Regions from separate parts of the Homo sapiens genome. Here region 2 is linked to region 1. The links are chromatin loops, found by intact Hi-C in ENCODE. Cell type or tissue: heart right ventricle. All regions are shown on one strand.

Region 1 (8,000 bases):
CTAGACCAGAGATGGTAGACACCAAAGAGGACATCAGGGAACAGGCAAAATCCAAATAACATGATTCTAGTTTAAACTGGATTGGCCTCATTCTCAGGTGAAAATGGGTTTACACAATGCATCCCTGCAACATTTGTAAGCTTATTTGTTCCTTTACACCACGTTTCATTCAGAAAGAACGTGAAACAGCCCATAACAATACAAGCAAGTGAAGATATCTGTGGAGGGGAGTGGGCTGACCGAGGAACAGAAGGGTAGGAAATGTTGACCCAGTCGGGGGTGACGTTCCAGTCCCAGGTCAGTTCCCGAAGTTTCATGTGCTTGCTAGAGGCAGGACACCTATTTGTTTCTAAGCTTTCCAGCAAGCATAGGAAAGGGAAGTGGGATTAATTACATAAATCACACAAACCATTTGCATATTTCTTTGCTATTTCTGGTACTGAAACCAAAGAATACAAGTGGATGCTTGGTGTTACCAACATCTGCACATGAGCTGAATAAGGATGATGGTCATATTGGCTCTGGAACCACTTACAGCTTCTACTTCAGATCATGGATTTCCACACATAGTAGGTATTAAATGCTTTTTGAATTTAACGGGACAAGGGAAGGTAATCAGAAAATGAAGAAAGAAAAAGAGAAATAAATGCATAAAGAGGGTCAGGCTTGGACAAATATTGATACAGTGTTGTACAAGAACCATAGAATCCAACATGGTACACCTGAGATACAAAATAACAACAGCAACCACAAAGAGAAACATGGGGAGAATCAGGGAAAGAAACTAAGAATCATAAGTAGGAATCACTAAGTGGGAATCAGGTCCTAAGCAAATTGCTTTATGTGCATTTGATTATTTATTCCATCATTGCTTGTCAGCTTCCAACTATCCCTGCCCAAGAGAAAAGTGCACAGACACACTCAGATTTAGGGGTAGGAAAGAAGTTGAGAATAAGAAAAGAGGTTCTGAAAGGTTAAGGATCTTGCCAAAGGTCACACATCTAGGAAGAGGAACTTGGTTACCTTATCAAAAACAGGAAATCCATTCTCAGTTTGATAATGAGTCAGATATTGTACTGACTCATTATCCCAGAATACGTACAAACATTCTCAGTGATCTGAGTTCCTGGCGTATTTTCTTTTGTATTGCAATCTCACAAATAATGTGTAGAGAAAGAAAGGAACTGCATGCAAAGTGTGTTCTTTTTACACACTTACTTTGCATCCACCAGTTTCTACCCTGGACAAAGACAGGGGTTGGAGCTGTTATTTGCTGTATTACTGCTGTACTAGTCCCTTCTTGATGGTTCCAAATACACTACACTCTAGTCATTAAACACAGATGTTGCCTGGAGATCAAACGCTACACTTAAAATCATGATTCAATCTGCGTTTACATTTAGAATGGGTGTAAACTTGAGGAGAAATGCTGTATTCAGAGATATTGAAGACAGACTTATAAAATATAATAGAATTTTATATTACACGTAGAAGCGTCTCAGCCTGAGGACAAGTGGCACTAGCTGTAGTTGCCGTCAGGCTGAAGCCTGTCTATGGAACTGGGCGGGGTGGATCTACCGGGAGTCTACTGACATGGGACAGTGAAGAACCACCTGGGAAAACATCACTGTGTGTCAGGAGGGTGTGCAGGCACCCAAGCATCATGCAAATCTAACACTTCAGTCTGAAACATGGGATGGCAAGTTACTACCACTCAGCCAGCTCCCATGGGCTCATCCCAGGATCCTCGCAGGAGTACACGGGAATTTTTCTCTTATTAAAACATGTGTGGGCATACCTCATTTTATTGCACTTTTACTTTATTGTAATTTGCAGATATTGCCCTTTTTACAAATTGATGTTCTGTGGCAAGCCTGCTTAGAGCAAGTCTATTGGCACCATTTTTCCAACAGCATATGCTCATTTTGTATCTCTTTGTCACACTGTCTTAAATTTAACCTTCAACTAAATAACTATTGTATTATTTGAAACGTTCAAGTAAACTAAAGTTTTGTGAAAACTGCTTTTCACCTACTTCTAAAATGCATTATTATTGGGTCATTTCTGACACCTTTTTTTCTTTTTTTTGGTGCTTTTCTGCCGATTTGAAGAAATAATGATAAAAAAGAATTTCTATAAATGTAAGGATACTTGGTTAATGTATATTTGCATTTCATTGACAAAATAACATTTTCCATAACCATGTGGTCTCAAGCAGATAAATTCCTGTCCAGAAGCACGGTGCTACCTTCAGCATTTAAATGTCGGGAGGCCCAATGTGTTCTCACATTGAGAACCACATGCATTGGAAGGTGGCTGCTATTCAGATAGGGAAGATGTAAGAGGATGGAGAACAAATGAGGTCCTAAGGAGACATGTAAGGCATTGGGAGTTCTTCTGCTGCAGAACCCAGGCTGCAGCCCAAAGGGATCTGAGAGACAGCTGCTACTGACAGGGAACTCACACAGGCCACATGGAGCTGTTTCCCTGCCATCATCATCTTCTGGTGGGTCTCCTTGCTGACCCACTCTGAGGATAAGAAGGTGAAGGAGATGTCCTTGACAGATGGCAGCCTATGAAGTAGGTTTCTCTGTGTAAGAAAGTCACCTCCCCTCCTGTCTTGGTATGGGGAGGGAAAGACTGTAAGCCTCTCTGTCTTATAAAAATCAAAGATTTGTGGTTCCAAAATTATATGCCAAAGTATACATCTTGGAAGGAATTCAATATGGTGATAAAACTATAAGTTGGGAAACTAACAACCTTGGTCCTAGTCCCAGATCTGATCTGTCACTGCTGACTGCATGACCAAGGCAAGGCCTGTCTGATTTCTAAGCTTTGGGCTCAATAGCCATAAAACTTTACTAACACTTGAATTGCCGCAGTATGCCGCCCCTCGATCCCTACCATACACCCCATTTATGCAATAGCCAAGTAACTTTTTTCCAGCTCTTTCTTCCTAGTTTTAGAAAAATACACTTACTAGTTCTAAAAATCCAAACAGGTGCACCTGACTGCCCCAGGGAGAATCCCCTGAACTAGTGCTATCTAAGAGAATTTTCTGTTGACAGGAATGCTCTAAACTACAATGAATGCAGCAGCCTCTAGTTGCAACTGCCCAGTGAGTCCTTGAAATGTGGCCACTGTGGCTGATAATCTGACTATTTAATTTTCTTTAATTTTAATTCATGAAAATTTAAAAAGTCATATGTGCCTAGTGGCTGACATATTGGACAGTACAGCTCTGTATCAACTTTTGCTAATTAATGTACATATCCAGGATCTTGTACTTTATTTGTCCTTTTAATCAATCAAATCCAATATTCAATAAGCAAAAATTACTGATTGCATAATAGGAGGCTTCACAAAAGGGCAGAGTCTAGTGAAGTAAAAAACATCCACTGTCCTCTCTTTCTCTTGATTACTTCCAACATTTACAAATTTGGGCTTGCCCCGCTGATATGGTTTGGCTGTGTCCCCACCCAATTATTAGTTCCCATAATCCCCATGTTTCACAGGAGGGACCTGGTGGGAGGTAACTGAATCATGTGGGCGATTTCACCCATGCTAGTCTCATGATAGGGATTAAGTTCTCATGAGATCTGATGGTTTTATAAGGGGCTTCTCCCTTCGTGCGGTTCTCATTTCTTCTCTCTCTTGCTGCCCTGTGTAGAAGGACATGTTGCTTCCCCTTCCACCATGATCGTAAGTTTCCTGAGACCTCCCTAGCCATGCGGAACTGTGAGTCAGTCAAACCTGTTTTCTTTATTATGACCCGGTCTCCGGTATTTCTTCATAGCAGCGTGAGAACGGACTAATACATCCAGCCTCCTTTGACTTCCCTTTTGCTGATCCCCACTGAAGTTAAAGATGCACATTTCACACGTGCTTTAAAGATTCTGAAATCTGCATGTTTGGAGTAGGCCAGGCAATATTGAGAAGTTTTGGTATATAAACCTTTGAGAAACTTAAAGTAAACCAATTTTCTCCACTTTTTAACAATACGAGTTTCTGTCTCCTAAATGAAGCATTTATTTCAAAACTCTTATACACAAAACTGTAATCTTAAAATAAGGGTGGGGGGGTGCTCCTGACTGCCTTGGTCTTCTGTTCTGACTAATCTTAACAAAGAAAGCCTCATCTAATAAAGACAAAAGTGGCATCGTTATGAAACTTGTATTGGGCTCTGCTTCTGAACATATATACTGGCATTTTCCTAGATTTGTGATATTATTTAGTACATATTTCACCTAAACTATGTATTCCACAGCACATTTTCCAATGTTATGGATATTTTTTCTAAACTCATCTTAATTTTCCAAGTTCAATACAATGCATAGCCATTTGAAAATAAATGCCCACTAAATTTCAAGCTGTACAAGGTAAACTTACTTTTTCCCCCCACTAAATGATAAACTTGAGTAATATATAGAACCTAACATTTGTGCCAATTCACTCTCCTGCCACCCCTTCTTCAAAATCATAGGTTTCCAAATAAAGGAAACAAAAACTTACGGCTGAATACCCTGCTCCAAATTAAACATAAAGTAATCAAAGTCATTATTAAATGTTTTTCATGTTGTCGAAGGAAACAAAACAACAGGAAGGACAAGAGTTTAGGTCAAGAGGTTCCGGTGTTATCTGCGTCCTTCATTATAAGTGATTTCAAAATCTTTTTCCCTCCAGGAAAAACTAGTGAGTAACAGCTTAGTCTAAATGACAGCAGCTCTGTGGTACGAAGGGTCCACATTTCAGCTAATTTTCAGCTCTTCTTATCCTGATACCATGAGATGGAATTTAATAGATGGCTGGAACATCTATAACATGACATTTACCAAAGGATGTGTCAGCGGCATCCATGGCCTCAACAAAGATGGAGCCTTCAAAACATAAATCAAAGAAAAATATAAGAACATCTTAGAAGAAAAGGATGACAGTGATCCTGCACATTTAAAATATTTTAAATGCCTTAGGGACTCTACGGAGCAAGTAGTGTTAAAAATAATGATGTACCAACTAAAGATATTTAGCTCCCTGTTAAGAGAAGAGGCTATGTAGCAGAAGGAGAAAATCTTTAGATTTTTTTTTTCAAAACATGTGGTTTGAGAGCCCACCTCACACTGTTCCTTTGGTAATTCTCTTATTCTCTGTGAACCTTGTATAGTTTTCTTGGGTGTAAAATAGTCACAGGATTCCCAACCTTACCCAATTCACATGGTTATTAAATCAATAAAGACAATGTGTGTGAAAATACTTTTTGAGCTGTAAAAGGCTCTACATGAAAAGCTTATGTAATAGAATATTAAATTGGAGGTTTCAATTAAAGCCAGATACAAGAGATACTATAAACCAAAAGAGGTGCTGATTGCCTATGTGAATTTACAAATCTAAACATCACTGACATAATTTTTTTAACAGACTTTTTTTTTTTTTAGCAGTTTTAGGCTCAAAGCCAAATCAAGCAGAAAGTACATCCTTTTCTTCCAAACATGGGCTATTTTGAAACATCTCATGAACATCATATTTATAGATTGGTTTGTTGGAGTGAGTGGAGATAATGTTTGAAGGTGAGATAATGTTTGAAGGTGATTTCTTTGTGGAAGAAAAGGGCTTCTATGGAAAGACTCCACTCAGAGAGCTTGATATGGCTCTTCTAGAGTTAAGGAGAAACAGTGATATGATTTGGATCTGTGTCCCCACCCAAATCTCATGTTCAATTGTAATCTCCAGTGTTGGAGGTGGGGCATGGTGGGAGGTGGTTGGATCCTGGGAGCAGTTTCTCATGAGTGGCTTAGCGCCATCCCTCTGGTGCTGTTCTTGGGATGGTGAGTGAGCTTTCACAAGATCCGTTTGTTTAAAAGTGCGTAGCACCTCCTCCTCACTCTGGACAGGTAAAACATCTCACATCTCCTTTGCCTTCTGCGGTGACTGGAAGCTTCCTGAGGTCTCTGTAGAAGCATAAGCCACTATGCTTCCTGTACAGGCTGGAGAACCATCAGCCAATTAAACTCCTTTTCTTTGAAAATTACCCAGTGTCAGGTACTTCTTTACAGTAAGGCAAGAAAGGACTAATACAGAGAGTGAGTTCAGGTCTGACCCGAGTCCCACTTGATAATGTTAAAGGCTAGCTACTTTGTTGGTATAGTTATATTGGGTTTAGTCTGTGATCCCAGAGTTTGTTAAAACAAAATATGTATGAGAATGCCCAATGGAAAATGAAAAAGAGCTGCACTGAAACCACTTTAGTTTCTACCCAAGATGTCCTGGAAGACCAAGGAGACTCCAACAGAGAAAATCGGGGTGGATAACAGTGAAAAACCAGCAGCTGAGAAAGAAGTGATCACCGGAGGAGGAACATCAGTATATGCTTGGAGGTGAAGCAGACATTTCCTCTGGTGACCTCTAAACAACTTGTACAGGAGCCAATGAGATAAAGTTTGCTTTTCACACTTCCTACACTTGACAGCTTAAACATATCCCATGACAGTGTCAGCTGAGTGAGAACTTTCCTGTGCCCTCTTGCTAAGCTCCTAAATTGTGCTTCAACACTGAGGTATCAGAAACAGAAGAGAGCAAAATGGCAGTGCAGGGGAGCAAGTTCAAGGTGGGGAAGGACGGAGGATGCCCCCCACCCCAATATACACCACCCCTCCAGCAAGTGCCCAGCCTAATGCAGGCCCAGCAGGAGTACATGGCAAGCTTTTTATTTGTTTAGTTGGTTGTTTTCAAGAGACTGGACACTACTATGTACTGAAATAAAGCTGTAATTGAAACTTAAAGTTATCCATTTGGCCCTGGGAGAAAATCTATTAATATAACATGACATTTACCAAAGAATGTGTCAGCAGCATCCATGGCCTCAACAAAAATGCTATCTGCCAGGAGGACATGGAAACTCCTTTAGAGGAGACAAAAGAATCCTCAGTAAAAGGAACCACCACCAGATACAGCGTGATGGGTTGTGCAGTTGAAGCTACAAAAGGTTTGTCTTGGACATTAATATGGTTTGGCTGTGTCCCCACCCAAATCTCATCTTAAATTGTAACTCCCACAATTCCCACGTCATAAGAGGAACCCAGTGAGAGGTGCTTGAACTATGGGGGTGGGTTTTTCCTGCACTGTTCTCATGATAGTGAATGAGTCTCATGAGATCTGATCATTTTAAAAAGAGGAGTTCCCTGCAAACTCTCTTTTTGCCTGCCACCATCCATGTAAGACATGACTTGCTCCTTCGTGCCTCTCACCTTCCACCAGAAGTGTGAGGCCTCCCCAGCCGTGTGGAACTGTAAATCCAATAAACCTCTTTCTTTTGTAAATTGCTCAGTCTCGGGTATGTCTTTATCAGCAGACATACAGATATACCGGGAGCTGCTTTACAAAAATCACCAGTAGGCATGAAATTTCCAGTGGCTCAACACGTCCCACTATGACCAACCCTGGTGATAAGCTCAGTGTCTGACACAGTGGCTGCCACACCTGCTCGCTCTGAATTGTCATTTCCAACCCTGCCTCTTCATTCTCCAACCTGAACACCAACATCATTCCACAAAGAAGGCCCTGTGTACACTCTGCCTTTTCCTTCTCTACAGTCAGTACTGGATCAATGTCCACATAGGCCCTATCCACAACCCAACAGCAATCTCCTGGTCCTACTTAAGAGCACATTCACCTTCTAATTTCAGGATCTTCTTTCATAGTCTTGCCATACCTTTCGTGGCTCCAACGCTGTTCTTTGAAAAGAAAACTTCTTTGAGGCAGGAGAATACTCTGTCCCTTTTTAATGCTTGAATCGTAAGTTTAATACAGAAGGAAAGCCCTAGGAAGTAAATCATTGTAGCTGCTTTAAACATTTGAAGAGCCTACAGGTGGAACATTCCTTAGATTTCGTTTTTTTTTTTTTTTTTAAATAACAAAACTAGAAGAATGGGTGGAAACATTTAGGTCAGATAACTTTCTCTCAAGCTCTTTAACAATGAAAACAGTTTTGTGAAAAGCAATGATTA
Region 2 (8,000 bases), 200 kb after region 1:
GCCTAATGAAATGTATTTCTTGAATAATAAGACTTGAAAATTAGAATTACTCCTTGATTCATGGGCTACAGAATGACCGTTATGTTAGCAAGCATGAAAACAACATTCACCTCCTTGAACATCTCCATCAGAGCTCTTGGGTAACCAGCTGCATCATGAATGAGTGGTAATGTTCTGAAGAGTCATTTTTTTCTGAGCATTAGGGCACAGTAAGGCTCAACAGTGGACTTAAAATATTCACTCGAGTATGCCCTAAACACAGGTACCATCATCCAGGCTGTGTTGTTGCATTTACAAAGCAAGGTCAGAGTAGATTCAGCATAATCCTTAAGGGCCCTAGGACTATCAGAATGGTAAATGAGCATTAGCTTCAACTTAAAGTCACCAGGTACATTTGCCCTTCACAAAAGGGCAGGCTGTTCTTGGAAGCTTTGAAGCCATGCATTGATTTTTTCTCTTTAGCTATGAAAGTCCTGGATAGCATCTTCCAATAGAAGGCTGTTTCATCTACACTGAAGATCTGTTGTTTACTGTTGTCACCTTCATCGATGATCATAACCAGAACTTCTGGGTGACTTGCTGCAGCTTCTACATCAGCACTTGCTGCTTCACCTTACATGTCTATGCAGTGGAGATGGCTTCTCTCCTTCAACTTCATCAACCAACCTCTACTACCTTCAAATGTTTCTTGTGCATCTTCCTCACCTCTCTCAGCCTTCATGATATTAAAAAGAGTTAGACCCTTGTCTGAATCAGGTCTTGGCTCAATGGAATGTTGTAACTGGCTTGAACTTCTATTCAGACCACTAAAATGTTCTCCACATCAGCAATGAGACTGTCTCACATTCATATTATTTATGTGTTCACTGGAGTAGCACTTCCCTCAAGAATTTTTCCTTTGCATTCACAAATTGGCTATTTGGCACAAGAGGCCTAGTTTTCAACCTGTCTCAGTTTTGGACATGGCTTCCTCATTGAGCTAAATTATTCCTAGCTTTTGATTTAAAGTGAGAGATTTGCAACTCCTCCTTTCACTTGAATGCTCAGAGGCCACTGTAGGATTATTAGCTGGCCTGATTTCAATATTATTTTGTCTCCGAGAATAGGGAAGCCCAAGGAGAGGAAGAGAGGTGGGGGAACTGCTGGTCAGTGGAGCAGTCAGAAGACACACATTAAGTTTGCCACCTTGTAAGGGAGCAGTTCATCGCACTCCAAAACAATAAGATCAAAGATCACCGCTCACAGATCACCAAAGCAGATAAAGTGATAAACTTTAAAATATTGCAAGAATTACCAAATGATAGAGATAGAGTGAGCACATGTTGTTGGAAAGATGGTGCTGCTAATAGACTTGCTTGATACAGGGTTGCCACAAAGCTTCAATTTGTAAAAAAAAAAAAAAACAAAAAAAAAAAACACTCATTATCTGCAAAGCATGCTAAAGGGAAGCATGGTAAAATGAGCTGTGCCTGTGATACCAGCAAATATTTATTACACGCTGCATTTCTTTAAATTGTCTTATATGGCGGGTATTACTTTTTCCTATTTCACAGGTCAGAAAGCTGCAATGCAGAGAGGAGAAATGATTTGTTTAAGGAAGTAGAGTAAGTAGGCATCAGAGGCAGCATTACATTAGCTTCGAAGTCTTTATTTTCACTAAAATACCCTGCCTTCCCCTCCCTTTTGTTGCTCTGTGTCCCACTTTAGTATGAAGGGGCCTATGTTTATATCACAGTAAAGTCATGACTTAAGTAGTTTTAGACATAGTATTTCCCCCCTCATGAAATTTAACTCCTGCAGCCTATTCTATTTCTTTAACAAAGACATACAGAATCATATTAATTATCTTTTTAAAAAACCTGAAAATACCATCAAGATACTTATGGAACTCACATGAAAGTGAAATAGGGAGTATGTCCCCATTCCCTCAAGGAATTGAGTAATAAACTAAGTTTTAACCACCAATGGTAGCAGGTTTGCATGCCACTTCACCCAGATAACATAAACACACCAGTTATCTGCAACCCCTGTACGCCCAACATGGTATAAAGCAAAAAGAGAACCATTTAACAGCTTTTATATTAGCTAGTCATTCCAGTAATAAAACAGGAAGACAATCATACATAAATGTCACCACACAAAAACTTTCTCTATTACTTATTAATAACCAACCTGATAATATCATTAACGGCTTGTAGAGCTAATTGCGGTGGCTTTTTACTGCTCCCTTTGATATGTGCACTATCCTGAGGAGGATAACATCTGTTAGATCTAACTCATCCCAAACATCAAATGTGACACCGTGGTGTTTAAATAACTTGACTGCGCGCTATTTCAGCAGGTCCTTTCCCGCTCTCCTTTCTCATCTTCACAAGGCTGACCACAGGCAGAGGCCTTCCTGTGCTCATTACTGAGTTTCATGCAGACACGATGGAGTGGGAGGGAAAGTTTATTACCTTCATTCTGCTTGAATCCATCCCTGACTTTTTGGTCCTTCACAGATTTCTTTGGGAAAATAAAAATGATATATTGTTTTCTGAACAAAAGGAAATTAATTTCAATCTTTTAAAAACCAACTTGAATGTTATTCAGTTCGGTTTTTTCCCTAAAAAAAAAAGTTTCAGATTCCAAAGTTTTTCAAAAAGTAACTTCAAATTTCATCTATGTCAAAATAAGTAAAATAGGTCCTCTTGTCCTATTGAGAATGACAAGCTCAGTATAATCTTGGAAAAATCAATTTCTATAAATGACTAACCCGCCAATTGTATTTTGATTTTTTTTAAAAAAAGAGGTGCCTATGCAGATGCAGGATACATATAAATATAGAGTCAACCATCTCCTAGTGACTCAATCATTAAATATTTAGCTGACTTAAATTACACTGCATGCATGGGGACTACAGTTAATGACGATGTATTGTGGAAAATGCTGAGAGACTGGATGGTGTGTTCTCCCAGCAAAATGCTAACTAAGTGAGGTAATACATTTGATAATTTGCTAAATTTAACCGTGCCACAGTGTCTGTCTACTTCAAAACAGCACGTGGTATATAATAAAAACATATAATTTTATGTCAAGTTTAAAAGTATATTTATACTAAAAATTAAACTCATTTTTAACCCTATAGTTTATGTGAAACTATATGTTATGTAACTGAAATATTTTCACCTAATGTGAAATCTTGTCTCTGCTCCTGCCACAAAACAGAAACATGAGAAAGTCCACTCGTACTTGTCAGAGGTGGGTTCTCTTCATCTTGCTGATTCCTCTGGTGGGTCTGGTAAGGCTGAGCTTGGTGTTCCCTGGACTCCCAGAATGGTTTGGGTCCAGCACTGGGCTGGCCCTCAGGAGGCTGCCCTGCACATCCCCGTGCCTGTGCTGGGTTCCGCCCCAGCCTGTCTGTGAAATATGCGTGTACGTACGTGTGCACATATGTGCGTGTATGCATGTGTGTGCGCAGGTATAAGGGACAGAGACAGACAGATGAACACAGATGGAGAAAGAAAAATTGGTAGGTTGTATTGAGATTCCAATCAAAATCTAAAATATGATTTTATAGTTTCAAACTCAATCTAAACCTTTTTTGCAGGGTAATGTTTTATGACTAAGCAGACGCAGAAGTCACTCTCAAATAAATATAGACTACGTCAATAAGGTAACATTGCATTCAATTATCTCCCCAAGGCAGAATCCCTGTCTTTTCTAAATGATGTAAATACCTTGTTCTCTGTGTCCACAATTTAAAATGGAAGTTAATTAAAAAGTCGACTTGAGCAGGGACCCCAAATATAGATTCATTTATTTATTTATTTTTAAGTTACACAAAAGTATTACTATACTAGGGTGCACACTACAAAATATGCTAATAGAATTTTTGAAGCAATGATGTGAATAAAATGAATGAAACATTTTAGAAGGTTCATAAAGGCAACAAGAATTGAAAATCCAGTAATTACACACTAAGAAAAAATAAGCAAAAAAAAAAAAAAAAAAAAATTTCTCCAACCAAATGTTTACTGGAAGGCTGTGATAATTTTTATACTAAAGGTTATTATTCTCAACAAAAGCTTATTTTTTTCCTTAGTAATAGTTCTTAAGCTCAATTTACAAGCACAAATTCTCTAATCTTATTGTGAGAAGGCTGTTACGAATAATTTTTGTTGTTCATACAGAGAAATTGAGAAACAACGATAATAATTGCTCAAATTATTGAAGTTAAGAAGAAAATAAAAATTAATGGTCTAGTGTTTATTCTTATAAACCCTCCTCACAACACACACACACACACACACACACAGAGAGAGAGAGAGAGAGAGAGAGAGAGAGAGAGAGAGAGAGAGAGAGAGAGAAATTTTCCACTTGTCTGCAAATAGTCCCTAAGGTTCTTAGCCAAGGTGTGTACCTCAAAGTCTAAAGTATGAAGACTTAAAAGTGGAATCAACAGAGCATTTTATCATGAAAGCCACACAAGTGTGGTATCTGAAATGGTGTTCTAAACATCCTTCGAATGCTGCCTTTTCTTCACCTTATTGCCAGGAAAAGCACAGAAGAATGCGTCAGGTGGAAATCTGCATGGGAGGACAAGCAATGAAACAAGGTGGCCTCTGGCTGAGTAGATGCACTCACTCATTCCTCCAACCAGCGCTGTCTGTGCTAACTCCATGGCGGAATTCCTCTGAGTGCTGGGGAACACAACAGTGAACGTGACAGACAAGGTCCTTGTAAAACACACGGTCTCGTGGGGAAGGCAGAGCCAACAACACAAAAATATTCTCTGCAAAGCAGAGAACTGAGGTAAACTCGTGTGGTTGTCAGTGACTGGGGTGTTATTTTAGGAGAAGGCTGAATTCATGCAATTCTTGAGTTAATTATGTTCTTCGGGCTGGCCCTGGGGACTGCAGTGGCAATGGACCAGGTTTCATTGCAGGAGGAGGGTGTTGGCAGCGACTCTGGGCAGTGTGGGGCTAGGCCGAGGAAGGCGCCTGAGGAGACAGACACCCTTCCTCTCTGACCTCTAGGGCCCAGGTCCAGCTTCCCAAGACACCCAGCACAAGGAAAGCTCCAATCGTCATCTTTCATTTCTATCAAGAGTGACACTTACGGATCTCTAACAACGTTTCTATCCAATTTTGGGTCTCTAACTATGTTTCTATCCTGATGAAAAAAGCCAGAGGGTTTAATAAGAAAATGAAAATTAAATGCACTACTTCCTCACTTAGCACACAGCAAGGTTGAGGGGCAGCTTTTCTGAGCCTGACCCTAGGAATTTCCTAACTCAGGTCAAAAGGTGACTGACTCCCAAGCCAAAGGTCTCTAAGGACAGGTGTGTTAATAACACCACTGCCATGGGTGGAGCTTTCAGAGGTCTCCAAGGACAGATGTCTTAACAACACTGCTGCCATGGGTGGAGCCTCTCTGTGCCACGTACTGTGCTCGGGGAGGGACATGAACCACCTCACCCTGGACCCCTCTCTCTTCTCCAGTATCTGCATTACATGTGCCCAGGGGGCCCTTCTCTACTCTGCTGGGATGCCAGCATCTGGCCCAGCATCTGGCACAGAACAGACTCAGCCCAAATGTAGAATATAAAGTCGGGTATGGGGGTCTGATGCCCTGGCAAAGGAACTGAAAGACTTACCCACTGTCCAGTCCAAAGTCCCTAAAAGAAAGTCACAGAGGCCAAGACCCCAGACACTTTTTGTCCCCAACACCCAAAGCTTCATTTTAAAATCCTTTCAGTTCCTCCAGAAAAAAAAAAAAAAAAACAAAAAAACCTGACCCTCAATTCTTAGACATTTTATGTAAATGAGGAGAAAGTAAGGTGCTAGCCCTTCCCGATCACTTCTTGTTTTGAATGGATGTGTGAGTCCTGCCAAAGTGCAGGCTAGTTTGTGTTCTCCAAATGCCTCCTAGCTCAGTGAGGGTGGTGTGCGCAGGGCTGGGATGGGCCACACAACATATAGGAGCCCAAATAGCAAGAAGGCAGTTGGAGCACAGCTTAATCCTGTTGAAAGAAGCCACCAAGAAGAGCTGGGGCACCGGTGGGTGCAGGTGATGAGCAAAGCTACCTTCTTCCCTAGGTAATGATTGCCCATGGGGAAATAATCAGTAATTCTTCATCTAGGAAAATACTAGTTGCTGTTCAGAGCCTCTGACTGGAAGTGAGGCATTTCCAAGTATCAAACAATGATTAAAAGAAATAAAAAACCTTTGCATCTTGGCATGCTCATTTAAGAAAGAAAACAAAATAGACGTACACACAGCCCATTTGCATTCCCTCTACCCAGTCTAAAAGGTGTCCGATGATTCATTTTAATCATTTACCAATTTCTTGGTAACCAGTGTGTATTGCAGCAGATACTTGGCAAAAGCATGTTAATTTGCTACTAATATCTGTATAAACCAGACATTAATATTCTCAATTTACAAATAAGCAACCAGAACTTCAGCGAAGATAAGTAACTTAGCCAAGATTATCCTTCTAATAAGTGGTAAAGCTGGAATTCAAACACAGGCCTAGTGGAGTCCAAAGCTTTCCCCACTCCTCAGTAAAAAGCTAAACAAACTTCCTAATTTTCTGAGCTTCCTACATACTCTTTGCACTAGGGTAACAACCCCATGGCTGGCTTTATTGCAGAGTTTCTCTGCACTGGCATTTGGCCTTTGCCTGTCTAATTTTGGCTAGTTGCATAAGATTCTCACTTAGTGCAGGCTCAAGGTGAGACAGTATTTTTGTTTTTTCTTAGGTTTATCTCTGGAGATTGCCAATGCTTGCAAGAATAGCAATGCTATCATTAACCTAATAATGTTGGATTAACTTCAAGAGCTGGGTAATAGCGCCAATGTTCATTTCCCGTAAATGTTGGAAACTCCTTTAACCTCATGAGATCCTACATAACGTGGGAAAGAGTCCAGTTCTGACTCCAAAATCTTAATAATTCACTCTTTCGTTAACTGCTTTTTAAAAATTAAATGTATAACACCAAATAGTGAAAAATAATAATAATCAGTTTGTACCTAAATTTCTTTAAAGAAATTTTTAGTTTTTTAAAGAAATCTTTCCAATGATTCTGACTTTTTGGAGGGGAATGCCACATGGTGATTATACTGCTAAGGTATATATATATATATATATATACACACACACACACACACACACACACACACACCTTATATATATATATATATTTGGATTTTTTTGAGACAGAGTCTCGTTCTGTCACCCAGTCTGGAGTGCACTGGCACAATCTCAGCTCACTGCAACCTTCGCCTCCCGGGTTCAAGTGATTCTCCTGCCTCAGCCTCCTGAGTAGCTAGGACTATAGATGCCCCCACCACGCCTGGCTAATATTTGTATTTTTTTAGTACAGTCGGGGTTTTGCCATGTTGGCCAGGCTGATCTCGAACTCCTGACCTCAACTGATCCACCCACCTCGGCCTTCCAAAGTGCTGGGATTACAGGCATGAACCACAATGCCCAGCCCTGCTAAGGTATATTAACGGTCAGTTTAGTATTATTTGACTATTTGTTAACATAATAGGAGTAAAACTTAACACTTTTTAGGGTAGAGATGGTACAAAAAATTAAAGTGTAATAAATATAAATCTATAAAAACAGAAGTTAAATAAGAAGAAATCTTCTGGGGAAGAAGAAATAATAGAGTATAGATTATTCTTAACGTAAGTCAAATATTTGATAAGGACCACAGGCACCTTCTTTTAATTCAGATGCTGAATTTTCTTTAGTCCTAGAAAGAAGTGTTGTTAGAATTCCAAGGATATTTGGATGAAACTTCGCTGTAAACTCACGTGGAAACTATTTTAGCTGGCCACAGATGTGAAACTAAAAATGTTGAAATACTTATTTCAAGTGCATCTCGAAAATCTGCAATGACTTCCTCCTGGAAGATAATTTTCTTACTACGCATGCTTGACATGGATTTCGAACATCTGCAATGACTTCATCCAGGAAGATAATTTTCTTACTGCGCATGCTTGAC

What was found. Peaks named below come from ENCODE experiments on the same cell type or tissue, not always from the same donor. Only the 100,000 strongest peaks of a DNase experiment are listed, where the experiment ranks them.
Region 2: a loop joins it to region 1, with 2.3 times the contacts of the local background. A loop is called at or near these places in 3 of 110 quality-filtered maps.

Annotation. Positions count from the first base shown.
Region 1 is chr6:162,180,895-162,188,894 of GRCh38, forward strand. All of the region lies in intron 4 of PRKN (parkin RBR E3 ubiquitin protein ligase), which reads right to left. Among named protein-coding and RNA genes, the nearest start is that of LNCR-SMAL, 50 kb to the right of the region's middle. In heart right ventricle, no CTCF peak of the experiment used is centred here; no DNase peak of the experiment used is centred here; H3K27ac peaks cover 2,924 bases.
Region 2 is chr6:162,383,260-162,391,259 of GRCh38, forward strand. All of the region lies in intron 2 of PRKN (parkin RBR E3 ubiquitin protein ligase), which reads right to left. The region is part of intron 1 of LOC105369171 (a long non-coding RNA gene); the gene reads right to left. Among named protein-coding and RNA genes, the nearest start is that of LNCR-SMAL, 150 kb to the left of the region's middle. In heart right ventricle, no CTCF peak of the experiment used is centred here; DNase peaks (open chromatin) are centred at 4,720 and 4,904; H3K4me3 peaks cover 483 bases; H3K27ac peaks cover 5,244 bases.